Regions from separate parts of the Mus musculus genome. Here region 2 is linked to region 1. Evidence: chromatin loops called from intact Hi-C (ENCODE). Cell type or tissue: heart. All regions are shown on one strand. Links, peaks and the distances in the headings refer to the core of each region. The heading gives the core; the rest is flanking DNA. Region 1 overlaps Gbf1 (golgi-specific brefeldin A-resistance factor 1). Region 2 overlaps Gbf1 (golgi-specific brefeldin A-resistance factor 1).

Region 1 (8,777 bases), core at 405-8,404:
TGCCTTCAAATGGCTGTCTCCCCGACTTATCTTAAAAGAACCTACCTACTAGCTAAGTAGCCCCCAAATTCCTGACCCCCAAAAACTTCCTGAATTGGTTTTTTTTTAAGCTGCCATATTTTTGGGTAATCTGCTATACAGCAATAGACAGTATAATATCAAACTCAAGTGTGATGGAAACCTGTCCTGTATGATAACATGACTATCTGATGAGCTAGTAAGTAAGAAAGAACCATCTGGTCTGGGGAGACGCCTCAGCGAGTAAGTGCCTGCCTCCAAGCCTGACAACCTGAGTTCAATTCTTGGGATCCAAATGGAAAGAGAGAACTGCATCTCACAAGTCGTCCTTTGACATCCATGCATGCACTGTTGCAAACACACACACACGCACAAATAAATGGAATTAGAAATAATCATCCTCAAACTAAAAATGAGCAATGCCTAAGGTATCACTAAAAGTGAAAAGTAAGAATAAAAAGATGGCTTCATTGGAAGGAATTACCTATCTTTCCCAATACTAATCTAAGCACTGTCAGAGTCAAAGAGCCTCCATGAGAAAAGCCCAAAACAATATCCTCTTGCTAATTAGATTACCTGTCTTCTACCTCTCCAGACATGGGATTAATTAAAGATAGGTTTTGCAAACATGGAAGCCACAATGAGAAGGCTGTCTCTTATCAGATCAGTTATGGGTTAAAGTTGAGGCAGCAAATGTATCCCCAGAGACATACGCCTGACACTAAGTTGAGAGTCACAGGATTCTCCCTGAGTTTTCCTTACCTCTAAATGCTGTATAACTGATGTTCACTGAATTCTGATATTTGTATGAATAAAAATGAAGGGATTTAACAAATCTTGTTCCTGCACACAGTTGTCAAAAAAAATCTGACCTTTAGAACAGGAAAAAGAGGGGGATTTACAGATTTAAAGAAGAGGCAGTAGCTGTCTGCTGTATAACAAACCTTTGAAAAATTATGAAGCAGTGAAAATCCCCTACAGGTTCCAACAAAATGTGTCCAATTTGCATTCCAGCAAAGCTCGCCATACATACCGCTTGGCTCCTGCGTATATTTCCAGGCAAATAAAAGCCCAGGGAATAATCCCACTGGGACCCAAGTCTGATCTCTGATATATTACAGCTACGGAGCTCCGAACCTAGCTCCACCAACTGCCTTTTTGGTTCCAAATAACTAAATCAAACTCATCCTGATAAGCTTTGAAAACAGGGACTGTGAGGAGTGGTTTAATGACTGTTACAACTCAACCTATTACAGACCACGGTACATTACGGGGGTGGAGGGGCAGTGGTTCTTAAGCTTTCCACGTCCCCAAATCTCTCAAGACCAAATCCAGACGCACCTGTCATTCACCACACCTGACTTACTCAAAGCCTGACTTTGATCAAGTGGTTAGAATACATTCGTAACCTAACACCAAATGTACTGATGGTGGAGGGATATTACAGTGACTACCATCTGTGTACTTTGAAACTGGCTCAAATTTACTGAACAACAAAAAAAGCAACCAATAGTGGCATTAAATACGTGAATATATTCTGATTTACAGTATTTTAAGGATGTACATAACAAACACTAAGTACTTAAAAAAAACATCTTTCTAAAGGTTAGAAAAATCTATCACTCAACATGTAAACTGGAAAGAACACTGCTAAGAAAAAAAGGAAAAACATATTTCTAAAGAAAAGCAAGGAATCAGTAGTTCCAGTATGCCCCCTTCCTTCCTTCCTTTTCCTCCCTCGTCACTCTCTCTCTCTTTTTGGAGACAAGGTTTCACTATGTAGCTCTGACTAGTCTAAATCAGGCTAGCCTTGAACCTGTTACAATCTTCTTGCCTCAGCTTCCCAAGTGCTAGAACTGTAGGCATGCAACACTACACCTGGCTAGAGTTTTAATATAAGTAGTGGCGGAAGGGCAGAGTATATAACCTAATAGCAGAGTGGCAAGACTGCACTAACCCAATATGTTAGGTCATAGGCTTGACCTTTGACAATACACACACCGCCGCCGCCGCCACCACCACCACCACCACCACCACCACCACCACCACCACCACCACCCCCAGACAGTAGTAACAACTGAAATATGGTACCAATCACACTTCAGTGAAGGAGTTAAAACTCCCTCTTTAGGCTATTCTAGGGCTAAGACAGTACATGTTAGTTCAGTGCATGTGCAAGACCCTGAGTTTGTTTGATCCCCATCACTATTACCAATGAGAGAAAGAGATTGATTTTATAAGCAGGCAGAAAAAGTGGCAATCTATCTACAAGCAAACTGAGATTACAGTATAGCAAGATTTGGCCTTTGATGTGGTCAAGGAATCTAATGGCAGAATAAACCAGAAATAATACCCATCCCAGAAACAAACGATAATTTTTACCTTTTTTTTTTTTTTTAAACAGGGTCTCAACTATATAGACTTGGCTGGCCCGGATGTCATATTTAGACCAGGCTGGCCTTGAACTTACAGAGATCCACCTGCCTCTGCCTCCCAAGTGCTGGGATCAAAAGGGTGGCCATCAAGTTCAGCAACTTTTTCTACTTTTTGCAAGTCAGATTTCAACCCTCTCTGAACATTTCCTCTAAGCTATAATCACTATATTTGTTGCAAATTGTGGGAAAGTCTTTTGTTGTTATTGTTTTTCAGTGCAAGCGATTGAGCCCAGGGTCTCAAGCCTAACAGGCAGGTAGTCTACCAAAGGAGCCACACCCTAACTCAAAACACATTCTAACTCCTTTTTTAAGATTTATTTATTATATGTAAGTACACTGTAGCTATCTTCAGACACACCAGAAGAGGGATTCCAATCACATTACAGATGGTCGTGAGCCAACATGTAGTTGCTGGGATTTGAACTCAGGACCTCTGGAAGAGCAGACAGTGCTCTTAACTGCTGAGCCATCTCTCCAGCCCTCCACATTCTTAATTCTTAAGCACAAAAACTAAAACCTTAAAACATTGGGCCCCAAAGAACAGCCAGCCCAGTTACTTCAGGAAAGATGTTGCCAAGATAACAAAACTGGAACGAGCTTTATTATCGAAGTCTAATTAGGTCTCAAAAGCTTTTGAAGTTATGATAGTAATTTTTTAAAAAAGGTTTGGGACATAACTCAGGGGTAGAGTGCTTGTCTATTGTCTCAGGCTTTTGTTGCTGGAACCAAGGTAACTCTTAGAAAGGAAAACATTTAATTTTGGCTAGCTTATGGTTTCATAAGTTTGGTCCATTATCATCATGGTGGGAAGCATGGCAGCATCCAGGTAGACATGGTTCTAGAGGAGCCAAGAATTCTACATCTTGAGCCAAACAGAAGGGGACTGTGTGCTACACTAGGTGTAGCCTGAGCATAGGAGACCTCAAAGCCCATCCCCACAGTGACAAACTTCCTCCAAAACCACACTTTCTCCAACGAGACCTTGCCTTCTAATAGCGCTGTTCCCTATGGACCAAGCACTCAAACACATGAGTCTATGGAAGCCACACCTATTCAAACCACCACATCCAGCATACTTAAAACAACAAGTATTGGCAAAAATATAGAGAAATTGGAATCCTTCTGTACTTCTGAGAATGTAAAGGAAAAGAAGGAAAATCATTTGGCAAACATAGAATTGCCACATGACCTAGCCATTCCATTCCAAAGTACATACCCAAAAAAAACTGAAAACAGGTACTAAAACCCACATATGCATACATTCTTAGCAACACTACTCATACATTTTGTGATTTGAGGCAAGGCTCCCATAGCCGAGGTTGGCCTTGAATTTGCTATTATAGCAAAGGATGACTTTGAACTTCTGACCCTCCTCCCTTCACCTCCCAGGCATTAGGATTATAGGGGTGTACCAGTGTTCTATTGTGGTGCTGAGAATGGAAACAAGGGTTCAATGCATGCTAGGCAAGCACTTTACCAACTAAGCCCTGCCCCCAGTCAAAGAATTTTTAGATGCAAAAATGATTTATAATTCATGAAATTCTATTTAATTGTAATATATAATCTCTCATAGATTTAGGTTTTTTATGCAGAGTGTTGCTAGGTAGGCAGCCTTCTAAGCAGCTCAGATAACGAAGAGCTTGAAGAGTTAAGGTCTGGGGTAGAGTCTAGCGCCCAGAAACACCCCAGCTGTTTCCTGCCAGCTGCTGCTTCATGTCTGACTTTCAATAGAGTTCATTTTCTTTGTATGGTTATTTTTGCCTCTCAACCTGTCTGGTTTGAGGAAAGAATGGTTACTTTTTAAAAGAGAATTTAAGCAGGTAAGGGTTTGTATAACTGTAAAAAAAATTATGGCTATTTATTGGGTCTATTTCCTAACTTTTGAAATAGATCTGATTTTTACACCCAATTTCAAATGTAGGAAGAGACAGACAGCCAGAGACAGAATTCAGCAAGTGTATCCAACCCCTGCCAACTCTTCTTCTGCCCTCAAAAGGAAGAAGAAGAAGAAGAAGAAGAAGAAGAAGAAGAAGAAGAAGAAGAACAAGAAGAAGAACAAGAAGAAGAAGAAGAAGAAGAAGAAGAAGAAGAAGAAGAAGAAGAAGAAGAAGAAGAAGAAGAAGAAGAAGAAGAAAGCAAAATTCCCAGAAGTACAGGAAATTGTTTCTCAGAGGAAAGACAACACTTCCTTTCCCAGAACAATCCATCTCCCACACTGACATCCTGCTCCTACTATATTTACCCAACCCAAATGTGCCCGTGATAGACCTCCAGCTGCACTCCTGCCTGCCACATGGTCCTGTCACTCAGCTAGAGCTCTCAAAGGGGAATTCGTCCAGAGGACAGAGCCTAGAAATCACTACACACTAATCCATGCTTCCTCTATTGCTAGCCCTCAGAGTAAAGTGAGACAAAATACGGACAGTATTACTACTCCCTGTTTATTTTGGAAGTGACTGGGGAGACAAGAGGAACTTCATTTTATGTAGTTGCTAATTTTGACTGCTCTCATAGTAGCTAGTGAGGGAGCACGAACAATGAAAAGACTGAAAAGGAAAGTTAAAAATAACCTTGTTGATGCTAGCCAGCCAAGACACATCACTTAATATTTTCTTCCACCTTAACCCACTAGGATCAGTCTGTCAAGTCACTGTATTATAGAGGGATCTCTTCAGTTCTGAGTAGGCAGATCCAATGAATAACTCATGGGAATGTTTCATGCGCCCCACTTCATCCTACCTTATAACACACTACTGAAAGGGAAAACCCAAACTAGACCTGACTCCTGCTTCCTGGTTCAGGGCTCTGCATTCTCAGTGCTTCTCTCCCACTGCAGGTCTCCTATCCCAAGTCCTTTGCTTTTGCCTCTATCTGTTCTTCCTTACTATCTACATCTCTATCTGCTTTTCTGTCCTTATCTATCTTTTTCTTGCTTTTAAATGGACAGGGTTTTCTTAAGAAAATATGACCAATACCTGACAAGGGTTACAAAAGTCACCCTCATATCTGTAACCTATTGTTGATAGCAAAGATAGTCAAAAGCAATCCTGTATCTCTTTTCTAAGATGTACAGTATGTTAATGAGATCCGTAAAGGTAATATAAGAAAGTACAGGGGAAATGTAGGTAAGATGGAAGGAAAGGTGACAGAAAAAGAGAATAGGGAACGATTTTCTAATCATTCAATCATCTTCAAGGGACAGGGGTATTTCCAAACCTTATAGGTTTTAAAAGCTTATGGACAATTTCTCAATGAACTCAACTAAACCCTTTTAAATGTTCTTTTTGGGGGAGTGGAATTTTTTTTTTTTTTTGAAACAGGGTTTCTTTGTCTGTGCCCTAGCTGTTTTGGAACTGGCTCTGTAGACCAGGCTGGCCTTAAATTCAGAAATCTGCCCACTTCTGCCTCCCAAGTGCTGGGGTTAAAGTACACCACCACTGCCTGGTTAAAACACTCCTTTAATTTTATGTTTGTATGTGTACCATATGTGCACAGTGCCCATAAAAGTCTGAAAATTGGAACCTGTCACATGGGAGCTGAGAGCTAAACCCAAGTCCTCTACAAGAGCAGTAAGCACCCTTCACCAATGGGCCATCTTTCCACCCCACCCCACATACTTTTAAATGTTCTGAGATTAAAAGTAGAAATAGGAGGATGAATTTAAAGCCAATTCCACTTATTATAAAACACAGGGGGCCTGAGGGTATACATCTCAGTAGCAGACACTTGTATGCTTTTAGCTTGGGCAAGGCTGCCAGGTTTAATCCACTACGACCAAAGATAGATAGATAGATAGATAGATAGATAGATAGATAGATAAATAAATAAAGAAAAGATTTATATGGCTGCCATCTGACCTAAAAAAACAAGTATTTGTGCTTTTGGTTGAGTGGAGAAAAAAATCGCCACTGGGTGATGCTAGCATAATTCTAGGAAATGATCAAGACCCCACCCAGTCAAGCCTCATTGAGACAAATCTTTTTCTAAATAAATTTATGTTTTTATGTATGGGTATTCTGCCTGCATGTACACCTGTGCACCATGTGTGTAAAGCGCCTGTAGAGGCCTGAAGAAGGTGTGTGATCCCCTATGACTGAAGTGGTTGTGAGGGAATCAAACTGGGTCCTCTGGAAAAGCAGACAGTGCTCTTAATCACTGGAGCCATCTCCCTAGCCTCAAGACAAATCTTTTTGGAAACATCAAAACTATGGTTTTTTTTTTTTTTTTTTTTTTTTTCTGTGACAAAGTCTCAAATAGCTAGGCTAGCCTCAAACATATTATATAGCTGGGGGCAGCCTTATCCAACCCACTTCCCACTGCTAGGATTACACACTAAATTTTTTAATATTTTGGAGACTAAACAGCAAGTCGATGTAGCACTGTATACTTAGCAGTGGATTACTGAAAAGTCACCAATTTGGTGAAGTGCTTCATTGGCAAATAGCTTTTGTTCTACCTATCAAAGGAAAAGAGGGGAGAATGTCCCATCTTCCCAATTACTCAGTCATGATCTAGAGGTTGTCGGTGAGAACAGTCAGCATAATACTGTGTGGTGCTGTGCAGCTCTTAGCCCGTGGCTCATTTTCAACATATCAGTTCACAGAAAAACATCGGCATTTCTAAGACCTTTGCGAGTTATATATCTAAAGGCAAAAGGTGCAAAGCCAGGCTTCACTCAGGAAGCTTCAGTGCTTCTGATTGACACATCACAGTACGGCACATTCTATAAGACTCTCTCCTGGAGACCAGCTCCGGTGCCGTGTGGGCAGTGTGAACACTTCTTTAACAGATGTTCTGAGCAATAGTTTGACACTGGAGCTTATTTTCATCAGCTCTTCTATTTTCTCTAGTGAAGTCTTACTTTTATGATTTAAATTCTTCATCTACCTTTACTCTGGCTGCTTCTAATGTTGTCTTATCATTTGTTTAAAAACAAACAAACAACAACAACAAAACATTTTGTAAGGTTCTGCCCAGTGTTTTAAGAACAACAGTGTTATAAAACCTTGCTGCTCAGTCAGTAACTTATTTTCCTCAAAAAAGAACAGCATTACAGCTGGGTATGTTGGTGCACTGTGATAATCCCAGTACTTGGAAGTCTAAGGCAGGAGGATCATGAGTTCAAAACCAACCTGAACAGCATAGTAAATCTCCCCAAAGAGCAAACAAAAAAAAAAAAAAAAAACAAAGGGGCTAAGGATTTAGTTCAAATGGCAAAGTGCTTGCTTATCATGCAAAAAGTCCTGGGTTCAATCCCCAGCAATACATAAAACAGGTTTTGTGGTACATGCCTGTAATCCCGACACTCAGAAACAGGAGGATCAGAAATATAAGGTCATCCTCAACTATGAAGTAAGTTTGAAGCTAGTCTTGACTATATTAGATCCTCTCCCCTGCCCACCAAAAAAAAAAAAAAAAAAAAAAAAGACTACTCAAAATTCACTCCTATAAATGGCTTATTGGTTCTAAGTAGCAAGTAGTACCCATATAATAAAGAATCCATGCAATACTTAGATGATTAAAACTAGTATCACTTATAAATGACAACTATGGCTATGACAACATAAAAGCATTACTGTATTAGCAGTGATCTGTAGATTCATGCCAAATAACATAACCCGAATCTAATTATGAATAAACATTAAAAAATGAGAGAAAGTGAGAGGGAAGAACAAATAGATGGACAATAGATCTATGAACCTTATCTGTGATTATAGAAATTATCAATGTCATAGCCAGTGTAGAGGCACACGTATGTAATCCCAAACACTTGGGAAACAGAGCAAGAGAATCTCTATTAGTTTGAGGCCAGCCTGCCCACTGTTTAAAATGCCACCCCTGGGATCCTGGAAAGTATACGCAGCACCTGCTCTGGCTGAGCAGACCAGGAAGAAGTCTTCCTCCATAGCTTCTGTTTGGTTCCTGCCCTAAGTTCCTGCCCTCACTTCCCTCAATGATGGACTGAGAGCTGCAAGGAAAGACAACCCTCTTCTCCCCACATTGCTTTGGTTGCAGCGGTTTATCACAGCCATAGACATGTAACTAACACATAAACCAGAACCAGGAGAGGCACTGCGTGACAGAACTAAACTTGTTGTTTTGGGGTGATTATGGAGGAGTTTAGAACTTTGGGCTAGAAAAGCCACTGAATGCGTGTTTGGAGCTTAATGAGATGATGGTAGAAACAAAGCCTGCAGACAACGGAGCCTGGCTTGTGAAATTTTAATGGAAATTTTCACAGGTCCTTAAAGACTATTTGAGAAACTGATATTTTGAATTAAGAATCTGTTATTCTGGTTATCTGAGGCTGTGACTAACAAGAGG
Region 2 (8,777 bases), core at 402-8,401, 50 kb before region 1:
GCTCCTTAAAGAAAAAGAAATAGTTTGGTATATTTTTAAAGAATGTAATGCAGAGTTTATACACCCTGGCTTTGGAGTTAACAAGACCTACATTCAAATTCTGTTTTCCTTTTATTGTATGACCTTGAGTATCAGAATTTGTGGAAGTCTTCACTTCTTTATTAGTGAAAAATGAAGATGGTGGTATGGTTTCTTAGAGTTACTGAGAGAATAAAATGGTCTAAGTATGGCCTGTCTCACTAATGTTGCCCAGGCTGGTCTCAACCTCCTGAAGCTCAGATTACAGGATATACCGCACCACAATTACCATGCAGTTTACTGTTGAGGAGAGAGGCATTCAAGTTCTTTTCCCAGGCAACACAATAGCAATAGGATTTGCATGAAGTAATAGGTAGCACCTTTAGTAGCAAGCTACCCTAGCCATCTAGCAGGGATGCCCTAAGTGAGCCAACCTTTACTGCTGTTCCAACCAGGAGCCACGCACTGTACTGACAGACAGTAAAGGATTTTCCTTCTGTACCCTACCCTTAAGCTAATCTCACTTTATGTATAAGTGTTTTGCCTACATGTATGACTGCATACCATGTGTGAGCCTGATGCCCTCAGAGGTCTGAAGAGGGTGTCAGATCCCCTGCCACTGGAATTACAGATGGCTTAGATCCACTATGTGGGTTATGGAAACTGAATCTGGGTCTTCTGCAAGAGAAACAAGTACTTCTAACCATAGAGCCATCTCTCCAGCACGTTTTACCTTTTTAAAGGGGAAGTGAAATGTGATCTCAAGCAAGACAGGTTAACCCTACTTAACTGCAGAAAACAGTTCAAGCCCCTCAGGCACAGAGGTTTATGGAAAGCAGTCGGTTATTGGCCCATGTGTGGTTGGGCTGTGTTTCACATCCTCTAATCTCCCCCATAGGGGAAACTGTGCTGCAAGGACAGAAAGATGGTGGAGACTTTGTTTGACAAGGTGGTCCAGCCAGAGAGCACATACAAGAGCCCCTTTCTTCACTGGTGGTCTTGAAACTTTTTGTGGCAGATATCTACGAAGGATGAGTTTTTATGTCATTTTTGACTCTATCATCTCTGGGTACTTGTGAACATGGCCTGCAAACTATCAAGACAGTTAGAAGGAAATGTAAGTTTATGATTTCTAATCCTCAGGCTTTTGGACATTAACCCTTAAATGTGCAAGCTGATGAATCACTCGTGTTTAATCAGAGTCTAGCCACTCAACCAAATTAGAGGCAGCTGTGTAGCTCATGCCTGTCATCTCAGTTGCTTAAGAGACGGAGGTAAGAGGTTTATAGATTCAAAGCCTGGTTGAGCTACAGATGGAGTTCAAGATCAGCCAGAGGAATTTAGTGAGACCCCGTTTCAACACTGAGTTAAGGCTGATGAAGCTCAGTGGTAGAGCCCTTACCTAATACCTGCAAGGTCCTGGCTTCAACCCCCAGTACCAACCAATAAACACATTATCTTAACTAAAAAGTAGAATTCCTAAAATAACATAAGTGTTTAAAAACAAAACCCAAGTTGGGTCAGTTGGCGGACTAATAAGTGAATACTTTCCAAAATATTTTTATTTTCACTTTATAAAAATATTTGCCTTGGAGGCTTAAGAGATGTAACTCCAGCTCCAGGGGTTCTGATGTCCTCTTCTGGCTTCTATGAGTATAAATGCACACAGGTAGCATTTACACCCAAGCAAATGTGCATGCACGAGTGTGTGTGTGTACACATGCTCTCGTGTAGGTCTGAGGGCAAGCCCCTAACTTGCCTCTCTTTTAATTTCCTGTTAAAAGATTTATTTAGTTCTATTTTACATGTATATTTGTCTGCATGTATGTCTGTGTACCATATGTGTGCCTGATGCTCATGCTCTGAACTACTGAGCCATCTCTCCAGCCCTGAAATCATTTTTTAAATTTTAATTTAATAAAAACATTAATCATTATATATGTGTTTTGAGAAACAGTTTCTTTATATAGCCCTACATTGTCTGGACTCCCTACATATACCAGGTCAGCTCTCAGACTCATCGAGAACTGTTTGCCTCCACCTCCTGAGTGCTGAGATAAAGACATACACCATCACAATGGCTTCACTCTTTTTTTTTTTTCTTTTTGAGTCAAGATTTCTCTATGTAGCCCTGGCTGTCCTGAAACTCGCTCTATGGACAGGCTGGCTTCAAACTCATAGAGAACCAGCATGCACCACCACCACCTGACTTATCTTCATTCTTAAAAAATTATTATTATTATTTTCCTTTTCAAGACAGGGTTTCTCTGTGTAGCCTTGGCTGTCCTGGAACTCACTCTGTAGACCAGGCTGGCCTCAAAGTCATAGATCCACTTGCCTCTGCCTCCCCAGTGCTGGGATTAAAGGCATATGCCAGCAGGCTTATTTTCTTATTATTAATTCTGTGAAGGTATGCGTGGCGACATGTGAGCATGTCTGAGCACAGCTGTCTTCTGGGCCAGAGGTGTTGGAGCAACTGGAATTGGAGTTACAGATAGTTGTGAGCTGCCTGATGTGACTGGTGAGAACCAAGCTTGGGTCCTCTGAAAGAGCAAGTGTTCTAACCACTAAGTCATGTCTCCAGTTCCATGGCTTCACTCCTAAATAATCACAATAGCAAAGATAATCACCAGCTCTCCTCTGCCCTTCATTAGGAAATCCCTGTCGATGAAGACACTATGGATCAGAAAAGTAAAGCATTTTTGTACCTGGTCACAGGGTTAGTACCTGAACCAAGACTTGGCCTAGTGCGTTTCTTTATTTCATTTCTCTCATAGACTAGAGCACAGTTGCCAGGCCTATCTAGCTTTGATCCATCAGTTTAGGATCAGGAATTACAGGTTAGTGGAAGTTGCCTCTGGCAATTTTTTCCCCCTGAAATTAACTAGTTTGTAAAACCAAGCCTATGTGCCCACGTGACCATTCACAGGTCTGGATAACTTTAAAGCTAACAATCAGAGGAAAAGACACTGCATGGCTCCTCCTTTACCATGATGGTTTGGGTGTTTTTGTTGTTGTTGTTTGTTTTGTTTTGTTTTAAAGACAGAGTTGCTCCTGTGCTTGCTTTAGCAGCATACATTCTGAAGACAGGGGCATCCCATATGGCTAAGGCTGGCCTTACACTTGTTATGGACCACCACAAGATAGGGTCCAACTTGCAGATTCTCCTGTTTCAGCCTCCTGAATGTTAAGAGTGGATCACTTTTTTTTTAAATGTTATGTCATCCAGGTTGGCGCACTTGTTGGCCTTGATCTCATGGCAATCTGCTATCTCAGGTACGTGTTATCATGGCCAGCTTTCAAACACAACTCTGTTTGTTTTTGAGACAGGGTTCCTCTGTATAGCCCTGGCTGTCCTGGAACTTACTTTATAGACCAAGGTCACATAGATCCATCTCCTCTGCCTCCCAGTGCTGGGATTAAAGGCATACGTCACCACTGCCTGGTGCCTGTCCCCACACCTCTTTTTTTAAAAAGATATTGTTTTACTATATAGCCCTGGCTGACTTGAAATTCACAGATCTGCCTGCCTTTGCTTCCCAAGCATTGGGATTAAAGGTGTGTGTCATCATACCAGGCTTGTCCCACTACTCTTTATGTCCCCTGGTGATCAAAAACCTCATAGCTCCTAACTACTAAACTTCCAGCACTTCAGAAATTTCTTTTGTAGAATACTCTCAAGCTCTGACTTTCAGAAGAAATATAATCTTGAATAAAAAGTATATACAATAGTGCGAAAAGTAGAATATGGTGACCTAACAATCCCTGCTAAGTTTGAGTATGTCAGGAGAGACAGAAAAACCAAACAGGAATTGTGCTCAAATAATTTTGCCCTATGCCTCTGGATATAGAAATGTCAGGGGGGAGGGGCTGCAGAGATGGCTCAGAGGCTAAGAGCACTGACTGCTCTTCCACAGGTCCTGAGTTCAATTCCCAGCAACCACATGGTGGCTCACAACCATCAGTAATGGGATCTGATGCCCTCTTCTGGTGTGTCTGAAGACAGCTACAGTGTACTCACATACATGAAATGAACACATGATTAAAGAGGGTTAAATGAACAACGTGTGTTTCTATCATGGGGTGATTTACATGATGTCGTCAGTGTGATCCATCTTGTGAATGATTCCGCCTCTAGAAACCTTAGTCAATCTCTGTAGGATGAAGAGCTATGATGAAGGCAGGCTGATGACCCTATAGAAAGCAGGAAGAGAGAAGTAGACTCCGAGGGCAAAAGGGTTGAGGCAGGCATTTCTGAAGCTAAATGGTGTTGAAATAACATCCCCCAGGCCTTTTTCCTTGTCAGCGTAATCCCATTGAGAATGCCCAACTGCCCCTGATAAGAGTCACTCAGGAGTGAAGAGCTTCGCGACCAGGGAAAGCAGCTTATGTGTGCATTTCAGTTCAGGAATGTGTCAGCCCGATGCTGGCCACATGAGAAAAGGCTACTGCAGCTGAGAACACCCTTCCTGGGAGGGTAGTATGCACTAGGAGAGCAGGCTAGGAGTGTCTGTCCTCTTTTGTCAAAGGGCAATGCTTGAAGTCACATGCAGGCTCTGACCTGAGAAGACTGTCAGATTCATCTCCCCTTTGGTCAGGTCACCCATCATTTGAGAGGACAGGAGAGTTGGTGGGCACGGGCAGTTCTCAGATTTATACTAGGGGGGCAAAGTGTGACTTCTCTGTTTTAACGTCCTAATACAGGGAGCCAAGCTTCCTGTTCACTAGTGTTGAGCAAGTGCTAAGGACAATGTAATAAGTCACCTCAAGAAGGTTGCCTTCTGCCCTGGATTAATCTGACCTTAGAGACTCTACAATCTGTGGCCTTGACTAGTCAGAAATTGAACCTGCAGTTGATTTTAAGAGAACCCCACTACTTCTTTCACCAGCAGGGCTAGGATTTTCCTCCTTAAAACTGTTTCTCCAATCCAAGAACACGCACCAGTCACCTTCAGAGAACCCTACACCTAATCCGTAGCACTCTTTGTTTACTGGACTGTTTGTGCCTTACGTTGCCACTTTCCAGGGCTGGAACTCTGTCTGCTCCTCTATGGTGTCACGTATCTCCTTGGTTGTGAAATTATTCAGTACGCCTACTATGAGCAGCGTCATGATACTTGTCTTCAGAAGGACTCTGAAAAGTATCTAAGTAAATCTAGTCTTGAGGAAGGCCAATGTTGAGAGTAGATCACCAGAAACCTTTCTTTCTGCTGTAGTTTCATAGGAAGCAATAAAGTTGAGTGACTAAGTGGCATAGAGAGCTCTTGGAGTCAGATGGACCAGGACTTGACTCCAGCTTTTGGCACTCATTAGTTTTATAATCTTAACTATAAGTATGTCTCCGTATTTTTTTGGAGTTTCATTTTTAATCTACAAAAATGAAGCTTACAAAGAGAAAAAGATAGGTTATTGGGTAGGTATAGGGTGTGTGGCATGGCACAAAGTACTAAATAGTGGCTGTTCTTATTATCTTTCTCTCCTCTAAAAAGGCCATGAACAGTCCAATCAAGAAGTTACGTACCATGAACAGCTCTGGAGTGCCCTGGATACAGCCCTCAAGTTAAATACAATCCCGCCAAGGAGTGAGAAATCAGTATTCTCACAAGACTAACGATCTAGACAAGAAACAAACGCCCAGCTCCTTTCTCTGCTATATGGATACCTTGAAGTGGATAGGAATTAAAAGGGCCACAAGTTATCTGGTATCTTGGAATTTATCTTTAACTTCTATTCCTTTTAAGATCATGGATGAGACAGGAGAACATGGAGTTCAGAACCAGAATGAGCTGCATAGTAAAACCCTATATAACAAAATAAGAAACAGACACAGTATTTTTTTTCCCAGACAGGGTTTCTCTGTGTAGCCCTGGCTGTCCTGGCACTCACTCTGTAGACCAGGCTGGCCTCGTACTCAGAAATCCACCTGCCTCTGCCTACAGAGTACTGGGATTAAAGGTGTGTGCCACCACGCCCGGCTAACAAACACAGTATTAAAGTTAACTAAACATCAATAATACCAGCTAACATTTATTATAAATACTACTATGTACTAGGCCCTATGATAGGCGACTTATACCCATTTTCTCATTTTGTGTATATACAGGGCATAATGCATGAAATAAAGTATACAGTAAGTACAATAAGATATTATTATTTAGGGGTTTTTAACCCTAGAGTCCGAGTCCAAAGTTCTCTATACTGTTAAAGAACTTATTTTTTAAGTTTTAAGTAAATATAAAAAAAGTGGGCAGTGGTAGTATACACCTTAATCCCGGCACTCAGGAAGCAGAGGTAGACAGATCTCTGTGAATTTGAGGCCAGCCTAGTCTATAGTGCTAGTTCCAGGTCACTCGGTGCTACACAAAGAAACCTTGTCTCAAAAAACCAAAATAAATAAGTAAATAAATAAATTTTTAAAATTTATTATTAGCAGGATGGTGGTGGCACATGCCTTTAGTCTCATCACTTGGGAGGCAGAGGCAGGCAGATCTCCAAGTTCAAGTCCAGCCTGATTTACAAAGTAAGTTCCAGTGTTGTGCCAGGAAGTGCTCATGAATCCCAAAAGATCACCAAGGAGCCGACTCTGATGCAATCTAGGGCCTTTGTTTACAAGCTACAGCTTGGGCCACACAGCTGTCTCTAACACAGTAGAATGGGAGGGTGCAGGCCCAAGCTCTCAGTGGGACAGGCTTATAGGAAATGGTGAGCAAGTGGGGGGTTCCAGCCTGGCAGGCATCCAGTTGTGTGACTACTGTAAGTCTGGCAAGCACCTAGTTGTGTGACTACTGTATGCGACAGGGGGTATCCTGAAGTAAAACCCTGAATGATCACAGATGGTCTGAATGTATTTCAGAAACAAACTATCTTTGACAGTTGCTAGAAAGTAGCTAGGGAGTAACTCTGGCATATGGGCAAAGGACAAGTTATGGGGTCCTTCCTGGTACTTGGGTACAGCCTGGGTTCAGTTATAGGTGAACTTTCTCTTAAGGTGGAGGCCCATCCCAAGATGGAGTAGGTTTGGCCTCTTACCAGGACAGCCAGAGCTACACAGAGAAATTCTGCCTTGAAAAAAACCAAACCAAACCAAAACAAACATTTTTTTTTAAAAAGTAGCCCTTTCTACCTTTCCTAAATCTGTGTGTGTTTGTGTATTTAAAACAATCCATGTTTTTACTTTTGTTTATGTGTGAGTACATGTGTGTATATGTACACACATATGTACACACACACACATCTATCTATCTATCTATCTATCTATCTATCTATCTATCTATCTATCTATCTATCTATCTATCTATCTATCTATCTCCAGGTTGTTCTAAGCTGCCTGATTTGGATGTTAGAACCCAAACTTGAGTCCTCTCGAAGAGCAGCAAGTGCCCTTAACCACTGAGCCGCCTTTCCAGCCCCATGAATTTGAAATGTTTTTTTAGATAGTCTCATTATAGATCCTTGGCTGGCTTGGAATACACTATGTAGACCAGGCTGGCCTCTAATTCAGAGATCCATCTGCTCTTGCCTCCTGAGTGCTAGAATTAAAGGTTTACACAACCACATCTGTCTTCATTTATTCATTTGATAAAATGAGACACTTAGAGAAGTTAAATAACTGAAGTGACACATCTACTAAGTTGCAGAACTTAAGGCTACGTCCTACCCTGACTCTACCAGATCCTTATTCTAGTCTTAGTTCTAACACTAACAGGCTTGTGTCATTATACAAGTTACTCCATCTCAGTTATCTCATTTTAAAAATATTTTAGGGCCTAGTTTTCCTATAATATTATAGGATTTGGAATATTTACTACAATGTCAATTGAAAATTATATTTTTTTCTAGCATATTATAAACCAGTACAGGCTACAAACTATTGCTTGTTATACAATGAGAAAGACAGAAATTGAGAGATGGTATTAACAATTTGACAGATTAGCATTTAGTAATAGGCTAGGTATGATGGTTTATGTCTATAATCCTAGGTAAGGCATAATTGTGTATTTTGAATTACACAGGAAGGTCCTGTCTTAAACCAAACCAAGTTTATATTTTTAAAAATATGATTTAAATCTCATAATTAATATTATTATGTTTTTTAAAACTCTGCAGGTGCAATGCATTGACAAAAAACCATGAAGACAGAACCACTAGCCCTTCAGCAGATACTTTAAGAAGCTCTACTTTGGAAGTTCATCTGAACACTTCACTGGGATTAATTATTGATGTTCTAATCTGTCTATTAATTGCACATGTACAAAGATGTAACCTTTCAATCAGTGAAGTCCTCCCTGACACCCCGCCCTGCACATCCAGTGGCAGACGGTGCCCCTGCTAAGCCTCTCCGATGCCCCTGGCCATCAGGACCTGAATCTGGCGCTTACACCTCCACTTCCATCAAGGAGAAGCTCCTGTGGGAAAGTTAACTGCACACACCAGGATTCTTCTTTGTCTTGTAGAAAGCGATGGAGCTGGGTGACAGTGAAGATTCCTGTGGGCTCATTAAAAAAAATAAAATTGCCGGTGGTGGTATTGGTGGTAGCAGCAGCTTATGCCTTTAGTTCAGCACTTGGGAAACAGAGTCTACAAGGTGAGTTCTAGGACAGCCAAGGCTACACAGAGAAACCCTGTCTGGAAAAACTAAAACCAAACAAACAAATAAAATCTAGCCTTTATATTTTTCTACTGTCTAAGTTCCTATGAAGCCATGATTTACAGAATAAAATGCTGGAATAAATATATTTTAGCAGTCATAGAGTTTAACT

The links. A loop is a pair of places that touch in the nucleus more often than their neighbours do. Peaks named below come from ENCODE experiments on the same cell type or tissue, not always from the same donor. Only the 100,000 strongest peaks of a DNase experiment are listed, where the experiment ranks them.
Region 2: a loop joins it to region 1, with 2.1 times the contacts of the local background. A loop is called at or near these places in 8 of 42 quality-filtered maps.

Annotation. Positions count from the first base shown.
Region 1 is chr19:46,182,772-46,191,548 of GRCm38, reverse strand. The region is part of intron 3 of Gbf1 (golgi-specific brefeldin A-resistance factor 1); the gene reads right to left. Among named protein-coding and RNA genes, the nearest start is that of Gbf1, 35 kb to the right of the region's middle. In heart, for the core only: no CTCF peak of the experiment used is centred there; a DNase peak (open chromatin) is centred at 4,748; H3K4me3 peaks cover 618 bases; H3K27ac peaks cover 904 bases.
Region 2 is chr19:46,232,499-46,241,275 of GRCm38, reverse strand. The region is part of intron 3 of Gbf1 (golgi-specific brefeldin A-resistance factor 1); the gene reads right to left. Among named protein-coding and RNA genes, the nearest start is that of 4833438C02Rik, 69 kb to the left of the region's middle. In heart, for the core only: no CTCF peak of the experiment used is centred there; no DNase peak of the experiment used is centred there; H3K27ac peaks cover 1,102 bases.